2 separate regions of the Mus musculus genome follow, and region 1 is linked to region 2. A link is a loop called in an ENCODE intact Hi-C map of the cell type or tissue named here. Cell type or tissue: gastrocnemius. All regions are shown on one strand.

Region 1 (8,000 bases), 220 kb after region 2:
GCTTTTTTCTTGGCTTCCCACTCTCTTCAACCCCAAGTCTCCATTGAGCTACTCCTACTCCATCCAACATTCCTTCTTCCTTCCTCAGAGAGACATTCTCTATGAGATAGGAAATCCCGCCACCAAAAACCTCCAACCTGCTTCCTTCCAGCCCTGTGAGCCAATAGGCACGATTTGTTACAAAGTTTCAAATAGGAAATTTTTAGGGAATGGCTCTGTTTAGGTCACATACTATTGTGTTTTGAATGGGAAATGGCCCCCTCCCCGTAGGCTCATGTATTTAAACACCTAGTCCACAGTTGAAGGAAGGATGTGAGGTGGGTCCTGCTTGAGGAAGTGGGTCAGTGGAGGTGGGTCTTAAGGTTTCTTGGCCCAGCCCCATTTACTGTCCTCTCTCTCACTTACTGCATATACAATGTGGCTGTCTCTCTCATTCTTCCCTGCCAGTCTAGACTGTATTCCCTTGAACTACAGGACCAAACAAACCCTTTTCCCTCTAAAATTACTTTTTGTCATATATCTGCCCATAGCAAAGTAACTTACACAAATGCCCGTCCTTGGATCAACCACCATGACCGAGAGGAAGATACCATAGAGAGTAGGATGTGCTTAGCATTTCCTACATACTTACATTGTGATTTGGAGGTAGGCACAAGCTTCCTAAGTGAGTATGAGTGCCAACTAAAGGGAAAACGAAGCATCTATCTCCAAGTAAATGGCAGTGGGTAGAGAGGTATGCAGTCTGAACTCTCCCTGCTAGTATATGGAAGGCCACTACAAGTCTTTAAATAAGAAAGTAGCTGTGGACAATGGTTATATTAGATGAACCTAGGCATTTCTATTCTCTATTAAAATGTTTCTGATTGCGGGGCATGGTGGCGCACGCCTTTAATCCCAGCACTTGGGAGGCAGAGACAGGTGGATTTCTGAGTTCAAGGCCAGCCTGGTCTACAAAGTGAGTTCCAGGACAGCCAAGACTATACAGAGAAACACTGTCTTGAAAAACCAAAAAAAAAAAAAAAAAAAAAAAAAAAAAATGTTTCTGATTGCTCAAAGAGAAGCCTTTCTGGATGATAGCATAAAACGTAGGTAAACATAGTGACCCTAATGCAAATTGTAAACTAACCATTCACCTGCAGAGGTTCATAGATGATAATGAATGTCCTATTGTGATGCAGGATGCTCGGATGTAGGGAGGTGGTTCATATGCAGTGGCAAGAAGTCTGTGAGGACTCTTCTGAGAACCTAAAACTTCTCTAAAAACACAGTCTATTAACATAGTGACAAAGGCAGCAGCTGACTGCCTTTTGAGTGCTGATGTGAATGTAACTATTTTGAATTTAAAAGAACAAAATATTCCCAGATGTTGACTAGCCCAGAAGTCAACAGCTTCTCAGATGGAATTATTGGATTCCTGTGTTAGTGATCAGAAGTAAATTCAGTCATTTCACAAACATAGATTTAAAGACAATAAATGTTTGGGTTTGTTTTCTTAAATCTAAGTTGTTACACTCTGAATTTGCTTTCAGTAATGAAGTTCCAGTACAGATGATGCTGGAATCATCTTTTTTTAAACAAGGGTAAAAATCGTAACTACTTTATTGTGTTTCTTGTTTCAGTGTCTTTTAGTCTCCTGACTACGGACTATATTTGGAATTTTATATAGTAAATATTTGGGAAGCTATATGTTATGAATTTGTGTTTTAGTTAGACAAACATATCTCTACTTCTGTCCTAGTCAGAATTTTCATTGCTGTGAAGAGATACCATGACCAAGGCAACTCTTTTTTTTTTTTTTTTTTTTTTTTTTTTTTTGGTTTTTTTCAAGACAGGGTTTCTCTGTATAGCCCTGGCTGTCCTGGAACTCACTTTGTAGACCAGGCTGACCTCGAACTCAGAAATGCTGACCTCGAACTCAGAAATCCGCCTGCCTCTGTCTCCCAAGTACTGGGATTAAAGGTGTGTGCCACCACGCCCGGCCCAAGGCAACTCTCATAAAGACAAACATTTAATTGGGGGCTGGCTTAACAGCTTCAAAAGTTCAGTCCATTATTATTATGGCAGGAACTTTGCAGTGTACAGGCAAGTGCTGGAAGACCCAAGAGTTCGACATCTAGATGCCAAGACAACCAGAAGGAGACAGTCTACTTCAGGCAGCTGGGAGGAGGCTCTGATTCCATACTGGGCAGAGCTTAATATACCTATACCTTAGTATACAGCAATCTCAAAGCCGGCTTAAGTAGCAGTCACTTCCTCCAACAAGAATGTACCTACTCCAATAAGGTCACACCTCTGATAGTGCCATTCCTTATGGCCAAGCATTGAAACATGAGTCTATGGGAGCCAAATCTATTCAACCAATCACAATTTGATTCTGTACTTTTTAAAGATTTGACTTTCAAAAAAAATATTATATATCCTGTTGAGTCCTAATTCTCTCCATTTTTAAACAGAATATGGATACTGGTCATTGACTTACACGCGTTTGTTTGTGCTTTGTTTGCTTTTGTTGTTGTTTTGTTTTGGAACTCACTCTGTAGACAAGGGTGGAGGGGCTCAGACTCACAGAGATCCACCTGCTTCTGCCTCCTGAGTGCTGGGATTAAAGGTTTGTGACACCACTGCTTGGCTTGCTTTTGCTTTTGAGACAAAGCCTGTAGCTCTGGTTGGCCCGGAACTCTCTGTGTAGACCAGGTTGGCTTCAAACTCACACAGGTTCACTTGCCTGTGCCTCCTCAGTGCCAGTGCTGGGATTAAAAGTGTGTGCTACCCCGCCCCCGCCCCTCTCTTACTAAGCTTAATTGAAAAAAAAAAAAAAAAAAAAAACCGACTAAGAAGTATGCTGTGATGGCAAATTAAGACTGAAAACTGAAAGGAAGATTCATCCAACCGGAACTGCACGTCTTTGCAAAGTGGCTGGTTACCAGCAGACCTCAGGAGAGGTGACTTCTTGCCCTTCCCTAAGCCCTAGCTGCTAGACTAGGAATCCACAGCCAGGTTAGAGACATTTCCCCTCAACCACATCCTTTAAAACCGTGAACCTAACTAAAGATGAAAAGCAGTTCGTGCACCTATCCAAAGATGACAAGCAGTTCATTCCTATGTTTGGAAAGCATTATTTCTGAGAAATTCTCTTATTCTTAGCAACTGCTGCTAGCTGGCCCTGCCCTGGTAGGTTCCAAGTGACAGTTTTAACTGCAAACATCCTCGGTCTTGGGAAGAACGTGGAAGGGACCAAGCCTGGGATAAAGGCTGTAAAGCAAACAATAAGATAAGGAGGTCAGGCCCCGCCCGACCGCCTGCTCCTCCCGTAGGAGGGACCGGTCCTCACCGGCTGGAACTCTGTGTAATCGGATCCTGTTGCCGGGCTGCCGCGGGGAAGCTTTTGGGCGTGGGACCGCGAGAAGCCGCTTGTAAACAGAGCCGGGCCGGGATGGTCGGCAGCTGGAGCGCAGTCGCTGGCGGTGAGGAGGGCGGGCTGCCCGGGTCGGGGTCCTGCCGGGGGTCGGCTGCAGGCCGCAGGGGAGAAGGGACCAGAGCCGCGGTGAGCATCCTCCTCACGGCGGCCTTGGGCGGGGAGGGGGACGGGATGACGCATCCCCGGAGCTCCCCGGGGTCGCCGGGGTTCTTCCCACGCACCGCTTTCTGTTGTATTTCGCGCTGGGGATAGCACTTCATTTGTGGGTGGCTAAGTGAGGAGGAAGACATGACCTGGTGTTTATTTTTTGTGAATCAAGTAACGCAAATTAGAAAGTAGTTGAATAAGGTGATCCTGTTTCTGCGTTGTTTTTAGTAACCCCTCCCCAGCGATCATAGAAACCAAACCCCAGTAGAGCTTTTAGCCCCAGAGAAACGCTACGTTTGTTCTTTCTATTGACTGAGCCCATTTTGAATGTATAGTAAATGACAGTACAGGACTAATGATAGATTGGTCTTGTATGAAAAGCTTATTAAGCTAGAAAACAAAAACAAAACAAACAAAACAAGATAAGGAGTCCTCAGGCCCTTAAGCTGGAAAAAAAATTCTGATTTCAGAAGACAAATAGAGGCTGGGCTTATATGTATAGTTTGCAAAGCAAGGCGCCTTTACAGGTTAAAAAGATTGAGATATATTATTGTAAATGTTATTTAGTTCCTCCCCTTTTTTTCTTTGATCCATGGAACTAGAAAGAAACTTCTGGGTTTTTCCTGTAAAATATTTTCAACAAATCATAATAAATTGTGACTTGTACTTATACAGCATTATAGAATAGTACACGTTATAAGTGGTTGCTTAAAACACCAAGTAGTTTTTATTTCATTTACTTAAAGAAATACCATAGCAAAAATGAGGTCTTTAAAAGGTCAATATACATGTGTTACCTTGGTAACATAATCTAACTTCACTAGGAGTCAAGTATTAGGTTAAATTGACACGAAGTGTGTAAATGTCATGTACCAAGAAATAACATCAATAACTTGTGTGTTTGTCTTTATAGTAAGTACTTTAACAATGCTATTGTTCTGGCAAGATCCTGAAAGCTTACTTCAGCTTAAATTCTTGTTTGGTCACTTTCTCATTTCGTCATCCTGGAAAGTTTACTCAATTTAGCTGTTTCCTAATCTGTAGAATGGGAATAATAGCCACCTCATCAAAGATTCAATGAGTTATTAAATATGTATGTTTTTTTTGAGAGAGTCTCTCTATGTAACCCTGTTTAGCCTGGAAATTGCTATGTAGATTAGGCTGGTCTTGAATTCACAGAGATCCACCTGCCTCTGCTGGAATTAAAGGCATGTGCCACTTGATGTTTTTAAAGCCCCTGGAACAGTACCTAGAATAAGTGTTTGATGAGTATATCAAATTAAAATATTCCACTACTGAAAAGCAGATGAATAATTGTCAAGTGTTCGGGAAGGCGTGGAGGGGGGAGTTCTTTTTTTTGTTTGTTTGTTTGTTTGTTTTTGTTTGTTTTGTTTTTTTTTTTTGGTTTTTCGAGACAGGGTTTCTCTGTATAGCCCTGGCTGTCCTGGAACTCACTTTGTAGACCAGGCTGGCCTCAAAGTCAGAAATCCGCCTGCCTCTGCCTCCCAAGTGCTGGGATTAAAGGCGTGTGCCACCACGCCCGGCATGAGGGGGAAGTTCTTGTTGAATGGGTGGACTGCAAGATGAAAGACCAGTGGGGGTTGGGCTGCATGACAATGCTTGGCTTAGTGGTTACCATGGTAAATTTTATGTTTTGAGTATTTTGCCACAATTAAAATGGCTCAGGTATCAGTGTTCACAACATTATATGCTCAGAATTCTTTATTGCCACACAGCAGCCTCACTCACGCTTGCCTTTAGTGCTGTGACAGTACGATGGCTTGTGGTGTTTTATTTGGTAGATTCACGCACTGGAGGTTTATCAGAAAACCTGCAGACACATTGTTAATTTGACACCCAAGACTCTGGGACAGGCATAGCTCCATCACGACCTTCTGCTAACTTTGTTTTTGTGTTTTCCTCTAATCCTCACAACCATCACAGAAGTCATGTCTACCTGACTATGTATGTTATAGTACATGACACACTTGAGATTAGAGTGGAGAGGTTGTCAAGGTGGATCTAATTGAAGAGTTCCCATAAAAGTGTAGAGCTTTCTATGACTGGGAAATCAAGAAGACTCAACATACTGTAGCTGATTTGAAGATGGACGATATCATTGCTGAGGACTCTAGGTAGCCTTGAGGAATTTGGAAGGTGTAAAACTACCAAGAGTGGCCCCCTGGCTGACAACCAACAGGAAGTTACCAAAACCAGGATTTTTGTCAACAATCCAGATGACTTTGAATTTGGACTATTTACCAGAATTTCTAGATAAGAGTCCAGCCCACCTGAGCCAACACCTTAGTGACTATGAGATAAGAAGTATTTTTAAAAAGCAACTTAGTGTAAAAATTTGTTGTGTCATAATAGAAAAGTAAAATAGAATCTAGCAGAAAATGGACAAAAAACTTAAGCACACTATTATTATGGAATATTCTCAAGGCCTCTGTGTTAAAGCCTCGGTCTCTTTAGAGGCATTTTGAAAGGATGGGACTTATGAGCACTAGAAGTCAAGAGGTCAACCCAAGGGGGTTGTGGGGCTCTGGGTCCTTCTGTTCTGTCATTTTGCTTGGTGCCTCATAACTGAAGGGCTTTTGCTCTGCTGCGCACACGGACCCTGGTGTGGCCCTGCCACAGTCCCCAATACAATGGGACCAGCTGGTCATAAAGTGAAAGCTCAGAAACTGTGAGGCAAAATGAACCCTTTGCAAGCTCATTACTGTGGGACTTCCCATATAGCCATAGGAGGGAACTGGAATCAAATAGCTAATATATTAACTTGAGTTCTTTCTGTTAATCAAAGGCGCGAACATGGAAACAACAGGCAAGACTTTTCCAGCTCCCAAAGCACTCTAGCTCTCAAAGAGCTTTAATTGTCACGTCAAGCAGTGTGTCATGGAGCAGACGTTCTCAAATGCCACGAGAGGCAGACAGTGCAGCCTTTCTGAAAAACAGTGACTGAGTGTGTAAAATGTCTCAGCAGTGCTCCTACCCTTTGACTTAGCAATTCTTCCTTTAGAAGTCCAAAGGAACTTGTGAGAACAGTTACGTTCATCATGATGCTGAGTGTGCCTTTGTAAAGAACAGACTGGCAATATTATAGATGCCCAGTAACAGGGGAGCAGTCACATTATGGTGCCATCAAAAGACATGACATAATGCAAATATCAAAAAGATATTTATGAAGGGTTTTAACAGTGGAGAGGTTTCAGGCATTGCTAAGTGGGGGAAAGACAATAGAGAACTGTATTTGCGGTATGCTTTCTTTTCCTCTTTCTTGTCTTTTTCTTCTTTGTTATACAGGGCTTCCCCCCCCCCCACCCCCGTTAGAGGGTAAATAAGAATTGTTTATTTTGCCTTTATTTTCAAAACCTGAACAATGTGTAGTACTTTTTTTTTATAACCATGAAGTTCAATAAATGTTTCAAAGTTGTCTACATTATAGTGAATGCATTTTGAATCTAAAACCCTGCACTAACAATGAGAACAATAAATTCACAACTAATATAGGTACAAAACAGAGAGAAACTTTCTAAAAACATTGAGGTAGAAAACAGAATACTGGGCTGGTGTGATGGCTCAGTGGGTAAGAGTACCCGACTGCTCTTCCAAAGGTCGTGTTCAAGTCCCAGCAACCACATGGTGGCTCACAACCATCCGTAACGAGATCTGACGCCCTCATCTGGTGTGTCTGAAGACAGCTACAGTGTACTTACATATAATAAATAAATAAATCTTAAAAAAAAAAGAAAAGAAAACAGAATATTGCCCACACAAGGTTTCTCAGTAGTGTGATCAGTGCAGACTTCTGTTGGAAGAGCACTCTTATTCCTTTTTTCTTATTCTCTTTTCCTTTCCTTTTATAATTTTAATTAATTTTTGTCTAAGAAATGGTCTCATGATAGAGCCTAGGTAGGCCTGGAACTTGTGTAGCCCAGGTTAGCTTTGGACTAGTAGACTTGTTTACAGCCAGTCTGTCCTGAATTCTCATTTTATCTGAGCTAGTGAGCTTCCTACCTGGGCCTCCGGAGTGCTGTGATTATAGGCATGTGTTGCCGCCACATCTAGCTAAAAGCTCTTGTTTTCTTTAAGATGAATGCGTTTAGATGTTAGGTTAACAACCCTCTTCCCCTCCCCCTTGTTTATGTGTACAGCTAAGAAATAAGGGACTGAGGAATATGTAATTATTTGACAGAAAGGAAAAAGAAGAGCTTGTTATTAGGACCAGAAAAACCAAGCTAGATAGAGGCCAGCACCACTAGCTGTAAGCAGCCAAGGCTTATGAGTATTGAATATTTATTTGCAGATGCAAGGTGATCTCAGTATGTAGCCCTTTCAAAAGATTTGGAATCAGGTCCTGCATTTACATGTTTACAAAGCAGGCTGAGATTGATACTATTAAACTAGTTTCAGAAGGTCTGATTTCAACCTA
Region 2 (8,000 bases):
GGATTTTTCTGATCTGAGATCATATCACCTACAGGCAGGGCCTCTTAACTTCTTCCTCTCCCATCTGGATAGTGTCTATGCCTTTCTTTGTCTTATAGTGTGTTGAGACAAGGCAAGAGTGAGCACCTTCGCCTGATGAGACACAGAGGCTTTCCGTTTTCACAAATAACTCATTACAGCAGACCTGTGGGGTACAATCCTGACATATTGAAAGCACATATTTACTGTCTGGCCTAGTGGACTAACTTCCAACATTTCCTGTCCAGTGCCGCTAATCAATTGACTGTCTAAGAAATTATGGTTTCATTTGGTATATAATGCAAACGCTGTTTTTGGTTGGTTTTTTTGGTGTGGTGATGGTGGTGGTGGTGACAATGGTAGTAGTGGTGGTAGATTGTTTTTGTTTGTTTGTTTACTGTAAGACTAATTTCTAGCTAGACTCTAATGAAATTATCACTCTTTCGCACTGCATGTGAAAGTATAAGTAGATATATGTTTCAGCAAAATGATTTGGTGGCTCTAACAAGCACTTTGAAAATGTTTATACTCCAGTTCCACTAGTTCCACTAATCTAGCATTCAGAATTGATAAAGAGCATTTTTACCAAGCAAGATAAAGATGGATTTTTCATTATTATTGATGCGATGAGGAAATAAAAGAAGAAACAACCAAAGCAAATGATTCCAAAGTAACAGGATCTGACCCACTCTGCTCAAGTTAAATGGCCTGCAAGTATGCCAGATGACAGAAACTAGCAATCATCGGCATTTGTTCTATAGCTAAGTATAATCCAGGCCTGTACCCAACACTTGGCATGTGGCGGCAAGAACACCAGAAGTTCTAGGCCAGCCTCTGCTACATAACAAGTTCAAGGTTAACCTGGACCACATGAGACAATCTTTATTAAAAAGTGCTTTCTTCACAGTGTTGTCCCCCTTCTAAAGCCATGTCAGTCCCCTTCAGCAGGGCTCCTGATCAGAGTGACCGTAGGCTCATCCTACTGAAAGTGCATCCATGAGCTCTTCCCACTCTTCTTTCCAGGCTCTGTCTTTTTCTTACCGTTCTACAGTACTTCTTCTGTACTTGAAAACTTTCTGGGCTTCCATCACAGCAGACTCTGTAATTCTCCTACCCTAGTTCTGCATTCTCTTTGGGGGTAGGAGGCTCTAATCTTCCACCTGACCCTTAAAGATTCAAACATGCCTCCAGGGTTCTGCTAGTAGGCTATTCTTCAGTACTTCTGGACGATCTCATCACCATCTTCAGTGCTATCACTAAACACACACTAAAGAAACCCATGTTTTGGTCCCCAGCCCCATCATTTCTTCTGAGCTCAGATGTATGTGGCTAGCGCCTCCTGGACAACCCCATTTTCCTGTCCCACAAGCATTCACCTTAAACAGTCCTAGAGCTAAACTCATTATCTTGGTCATCCAACTCATGATCCTATCCCTTCCTGTAGAAGAGTGTCTGTCACTCAAAAACCAAGTGCAACCGTTATCTTTGCTGTTCTCCTGCTGGTAATCGTAACTGGTAAGTAATGATGACGTCATTTCACTTCCCTTCATTGTCTTTATTTGCACTTATTTTGTGTGTGTCTGTGCATGCACCTATATACGTATGCAATCCACACCACATGTGTGGAGGGCAGAGGACAACTTGCAGGAGTCAGTTCTCTCTTACCTTATGGGTACTGGGGATTGAATTTAGAATATCTGCTTTGGAGGAAAATACCTTGACCTACTGAACCTCTGCCCTCGTTTTCTTTTTTGTGTGTTTTTACCTTTCCAGATCATCAAAACGAACATAAAGTAGCATTGGAATCTCATGGGAATTCCATCATCTGGCTGAGTGTCTCATAGGCAAGCAGATGCTAACAGACATTTTCTGACCCAGGCTCCCATTGATGTTTACAGTAGTGTTCCTACTAGACCTTATTTAAATATTTAGACACTTTTATTGAGTAAATGAAAAAAAAAGATAGCAAATCATAAGCATGCAAATGCAGTGAGCGACATGAATATGAGCAGTGAATGTCATATTCACATTTTTAAGAGAAATGTAATCTTCAACCAAACACCAGTTGTTAAGTCTCATTGTTACTAATAGTGGTGATGTACTGCTTTGTGAGGCTAGAGAGGTGGCTCAGGAGGATCAAAGCACTTGCCTTGTGACCTTCTGACCTGTTTGGTCTCCAAAGCCTACAAATCTCAAGACTGTCCTTGGGCTTCCACATCCTTGCCATGGCATGCACATTTCCACACTCACATATTAGACATCAATAATGATTTTTTTAATGTTTTGTAATTTTTCCAGTCATTTAGTCTATAAGTTTATTATTTTACGATTCTACGAGACCTTCTGCGTGAGAATATGAATGGTTTTACCTATATATTTATTTGAGTATAGGCTATTGTTTGTTCTTGATTTTGAAATGGGGTTTGACCAGACCGGAGCTCGTTATGTAGACAAGGCTAGCCTGGATCTTGTGGCAATCCTCCTGCTTCTGCCTCCCAAGTGTAGGGAATACAAACATGCACCACTACACCTGGCTTATTTTGTAATAATTTAATTCAATACCAAGCATCTACAAATATTCTCTTTCAGTGATCTATCAGCTCGTGCACTTGACATATCAGCCCTTGAAAACGGGATTCCAGATGGAGACATGCACATAAGTGCCATATGTCCTATCTCAGTGTCTCAGATAGTCAATCCATGCTTAGCACATATTTAGAACTTGGTTGAAGATGCTTATATTTAAATTCACCATGGCTCTGTATTCCTATGCATTCTTCTTACTTTTGCCATCACCTATAGTCAATACTTCTTATTGTGTTTTATTCTTCGTTTCTTGAATTTATTCTAAAATGCTTTCTGGAACAAGAATGGCTATGAATACTTACTTTTAGTAATATAAACAATATGTGCCTGATGGTAGTAAGTAACGTTTTTTAAAGTGATTTAAAGTGAGATTAGAGGTGAAAGTATAAACTCACACACTCTCTAATCATTTTATAGGAATAAACGGAGGTCACAGCTAATACCCAGTTAATCAACATTAACAGCTGACACCACGTATGAGTCCTTTTCCACATAGCGCCCTCTAGCGTCCAAAATGAATCTTACTAACTGCCGTGAATTCATAACTTTTCAACACAATGCTGGTTGTTTTAAAAGTCCATGAAGCGTTGAATCTTGACCAATCAAGGATGACCTATTGTCCTACAAGTCATAATGTTCTCCTTTTCAAGACTAAGGAATACAGACAGAAAAATCTCTGGAAAGATTGGAATACGTTTAACCCATTCTTAGAATTCTAAGATTTATATCGTGTATCTCTAGTGCAGCTTCATCGCAACCCAGAAAATAAACCTCACTGTCTTCCATGACAAATGGTGAGTGAAGCTTATTTATAAACAGCAACAGTTGGGAATACGGATCATTGGTAGTGGAGGGAATTATTGGGGTGGAATGGTGAAGCTCTGTAAAAGCCTCAGCATGAGAATATGAATGGTTTTACTCATATATGTATTTGTGTGTAGGGTATTGTTTGTTCTTGATTTTGAAATGGAAAATGCGCTCTGTTTTAGCTTTTGCATTAAGGTAGAATCTGTAGTCCTCACACGCCTTTAAGAAACCTCAAATGCACATTCTTCAAAGGGCACAGTCCAGCTCTAAGAGGCATCCGGAGACTCCAGGAAGGGATCCAGTCTAGGGAGGGCTCCCTCTTTTGTACCTTTTGCAGAGAACCTGGATACTCAACGCTGGGATTCCTAGATTGTTGCGGAGCCCAGAACACTCGGTCTCGGCGCTTCCGATAGCCTGTCAGTAGGTGGCGTCCTCGCTCCTCAACTGCAGGGTGTTCCCGAGGAATCTCCGCGGCGTGGCAGTCCCATCCCCCACCGGGAACAGCGGACCGCTGCATCCCAGACTTAATCTCAATCTATGCCTCGGCCCACCCCACAAAGTCGGAGGCGGCGAATGGCGTCGTGGAGGGGGCGGGGCTTCGGGAGGTGGGCTGAGGGGGTGGGGCCTGGGAGGAGACAAAGCCGGGAAGAGTTAAACAGCCTTGACCCTGCCGCTGGGCTTCCGAGCGAAGGTTGTGGCAGATGCTGATCTAACTGGGGCCGGCTTATTACAGCTTGTGTGTACGCGCGGGTGTGAGCCGGTGAGTAGCTGGGGCGCCTCCGGCTGCAAGCGGGCGCTCCTTCCCCTCCCTACAGGTGCCCCAAGGCTTAGAGCGGCAGCCGCCGCCCCTTACTATTAAACTATTCCGTTGAAAGCTGGAGTGAGAAAAAAGGAAGAAACCCCAGGTCTTGGCTGTGCAGAGATGAACTCAGTGGCAAGGCCCTGGTGCACTCAGGGACGCTTCCAGAGTTTGGGCGTAGAGAAGGGAAATGGGAGTAGCAGAGTGCTGCTTGCCTATCTGTATAGAAGGGCGCTTCCGAGGTTGGGATCGCTTTGGGAGGCGAGGACGTTGCAAGCAGTGACAAGTGGCAAGGCACCCGCGGAGGAGAATTTAGCTTTGAGGTGGACGCACAGAACTCTTGAGTGTTGGGTGTAAAAGGACTAGGCAGGAAAGCTGGTTGCAGAAAGGGTGTAAGCCAGGAATTTAGGCGTGTACTCCCTTCAAGGTTCAGGGGTGGGACCTGCCTTGTGGTCGGAGAAGAGCTAATGAGAGTGCAAGAGAGGGAGGGGATGAAGGTAGGCGGAGCCTCCAGCTTCAGTCTGTAGTGTTTGCTTAGCCACTTGGGGGCGCCCTGGGGTCTCGATTCCAGATGCAGCCATCTCAGTGGACCTCGTATTTAAAAGGTCCTGGCAGTGCTGAGAGGAGGGGCTGGTGTGGGGATCTGGAAGGAGGAACCGAGTCAGCTTCATTAGCAGAGCTTGCACAACGCCCACATGGATATCTCCTGTCTCAGTGTCACCCGAGGTCGAGCAAACCCGAGACCTGCAAAAAGCCAAAGAGCCGGGCGCTCACTCTAGGACTCACCGTCCTGTGGTGTGAGCGTGTGTGCGCACCAATATTTGTACTCCTGTGACCTTTATTTGGAAGGCTCCTGCCCTTTGCCCCTCTGGATACACTCAAGCACTGTACTTTAAACCAGATAAACTGGGCTGTAAGGCTGATATTAAATACAAATCCTCCTGGCAGGGGTATTTGTATGTTAAGACTTTCTGTTCCGGATCTTGCTTTGTTTTAGGAGATAAATTGAAAGGACACTTGTTTAAGTCATCAAAATTGAGAGGCCTTGTTATAATTGCAAGTCCGTTCACCATCAAGATAAGAATTAGCAATTTTGCCCTCTAATCTGATATCTTTAATGTGACCACATTGTATAGTTAGTTGGGCGTTAGTGCAAGTGTAGGCACTGGGAAAAGAGAGAAGCAGGAATTTTTCGACAATATACTGCAACTACTTCCTTAGAGTCCCCACATGTTTTGCAACTTGAACTTGGCTGGAAAACAAAAAGATCGGCTCAAGATAGAAACTTGAGATTTATGGAAGTAAAATTAAGTATGGCAAAGGGTTCCTATTGCTTAACTAGTCTATTATGTTTGTTTTCTGGAATTGCACAGGCTGTCAGATTGGAAACTGGCTGCCTTCAGACTATGTAAATAAGCTGGTAGCTATTAGGCTTGGATCAAACTTTCCTTTAAAAGTTGGGGTTGGGTGGGATCAGAAAATGTGAGACCCAAGAAGTCAGGGAATCTAGGGGTACCTAAAGCCCATACATGCCATGGAAATCAAATCCAGAAGTGTGATAGTAGTTACAATACAGCTTCACTTCTTTAATTAACAAGTGCTAAAAAAAAAAAAAAAAAACTAAATAGATAAAGGGAAGGAAATCTGACGTTTATCATTCATTGGTGAATTCTGAGATATAAAAAGATTACATCAGAGTATATACACACCAAGAAGGAAATAACAAAGCAAATAAAAAAGTTCAGACATTCCCGGCATTGTGATATTTTATTAGCTGTATTTGCCATCGCAGAAAAATAGCCTAGTCATAACTGTTGTGTAATGCCGTGTAGGAACATGACCGTGAGAGTGCAGTATCAAAACTGAGATAAGTTAGCTGTCTCTCTAAAGTATGGCCATGGTGAAAATGGAATTAATTATGAACTCTGTGATCTACTGCAAGTTAATCTTTAAGTTGTATCTCATGGGTGGTATTGGTTCACCCACACCAGCTTGTTGATTTCTTTTAACTGGCTTCCAGAAACTTCCCTGGTGATGGACTCAGGGTACAAATTCAATACTAGAAATAGGATGCTAGAAATGCAAATCTCAGACATAAAAATGGGATTTGAGAGTTGGGAAATATTCCTGACTTCTTGTGAGGTGCTGAGACCTACTGTCTAATAATCATTTCCCTTTAAAAAAAAATTAAGGATCAAATTAGTTTCAAGACAGCTTTAGGTTGTTATCTAATTGCTTTAAAGTCTTTCTGTTCCTCAGCTATAACATTGATCTATATGCCACTGCATTTCTGGAAAGAAAGTTCCCAATATAGTGTCACTTGTGTGACAGAACAGGGCACTTGTTGCCTAGGGAAATGCAACACACGTAGCCCATACAGGGATCCTATGACAGGACAAAGTAGAGACACCACCAAAATCCAACTTGGTGAACCAATAAGTACTGTTGGGATTACTTTACCCGAATATGGGTAAGGAGCAAAAATGGCTCTGCATCACCTCACCCCAGCATGGGTGAGAACTCACAAAAGCTGGGAACCCGGTGCAGACTACACAGCCTGCTGGCAGCTCAAGGGTTGGAGACTGTCCTTTCCAGGTGGCCGGCCTGGGTCGGGTCTTCTCCAGTCTAAGAGTCTCAACTTTTATTGTTTACTCTGTCAGGGTGGGGCCTATCAACTCTGTTCAGTTTCAGAGACATCCTGAAACTATATTTTTAGTTCTTTACCTGCCTGTTTAAAGAGCTTAGTGTAGGATAGAATGCTTCAATTACAGAGGAAATGGTTACACAACCGTTCCTATAAGGAATAGACACTCTCAGAGGTTCAGGGACCCTTTGCCTCCTGAATACAAGCATGTTATTCTTTAAGCCTTGAAGTTTCTCTTTTTCCAAGCAGTCATCTTTGACCTTTATTGGAATCAGATAAATTAATACTTTTGGTTTGTTTTGAGACAGGGTTTCTAGTGTAGCTCTGGCTGTCCTGGAACTTGCTCTGTAGACCAGGTTGGTCTCAAACTCAGATCCACTTGCCTGGCATGCACCATCACTGCCTGGCAAATACTTTTTAAAGTGATGGCCTTCCTAGAACAATGTAGTGTCCCATCATACAAACAGCAGCTCTTGCCCCTGAAAAGCCAAGGGATAAGCCTGTGTACTAGGAAGGGGCCTTTCTGTCTCCTGATTTCTCTATCTGAGAAATCACTTTAGTAATATTTATTCATCTCTAAGATAACAGATCTGCTCTTGTAATGGTTGAGATAATGATTGCATTATTAAGGGTGTGTTTCAGGGTCACGTTCCCCTACACTTTAGCCAGATGGCCTTGGTAAGGCTCTCAAGAGGTAAAATAATTTCTTACAGAGTCATCTTATAGTCCTGATTCAGAAGCAGCAGGAAAAGAATTGTAGCTGTGTCTTGCACAGAGAAGTTCTCAGTTGTGTTGGTAAATGTAATTGTGATGATCTAAATAACTGTGCTATTATAAATTGTTCTTTTTTAATAGTCACCAATTCATTGATACATTGTTTCTACTTTATAACGTGACAAGGTACAAACCTTTTCTTTCTTTTTTTTTTTTTAAATTAGGGTTATTGAAGTAAAAATGTCCAGAAAAATCCAAGGAGGTTCTGTGGTGGAGATGCAAGGAGATGAAATGACACGAATCATTTGGGAATTGATTAAGGAAAAACTTATTCTTCCCTATGTGGAACTGGATCTGCATAGGTAAATAAATTAATTGTTCTTCTCTGTAGCTAGCAAACTCAGAAACAATTGTTATCTCAAATTGTACCTG

Evidence for each region. A loop is a pair of places that touch in the nucleus more often than their neighbours do. Peaks named below come from ENCODE experiments on the same cell type or tissue, not always from the same donor. Only the 100,000 strongest peaks of a DNase experiment are listed, where the experiment ranks them.
Region 1: it touches region 2 in a loop (2.3-fold over the local background); 3 of 42 quality-filtered maps call a loop at or near these places.

Annotation. Positions count from the first base shown.
Region 1 is chr1:64,952,159-64,960,158 of GRCm38, reverse strand. It overlaps Plekhm3 (pleckstrin homology domain containing, family M, member 3), which reads left to right and starts at 3,335. Exons shown (of 8, transcript NM_001039493.1): 1 at 3,335-3,464. It overlaps Gm51627 (predicted gene, 51627), which reads right to left and starts at 3,580. Exons shown (of 3, transcript NR_165472.1): 1 at 3,332-3,580. In gastrocnemius, no CTCF peak of the experiment used is centred here; a DNase peak (open chromatin) is centred at 3,393; H3K4me3 peaks cover 1,536 bases; H3K27ac peaks cover 1,454 bases.
Region 2 is chr1:65,175,161-65,183,160 of GRCm38, reverse strand. Idh1 (isocitrate dehydrogenase 1 (NADP+), soluble) reads left to right here and starts at 4,019. Exons shown (of 9, transcript NM_010497.3): 1 at 4,019-4,171; 2 at 7,793-7,930. The coding sequence starts at 7,809. In gastrocnemius, CTCF peaks have their summits at 3,126 (motif pointing left), 3,828 (motif pointing right) and 4,745 (motif pointing right); DNase peaks (open chromatin) are centred at 3,108, 3,920, 4,750 and 6,767; H3K4me3 peaks cover 4,183 bases; H3K27ac peaks cover 4,971 bases.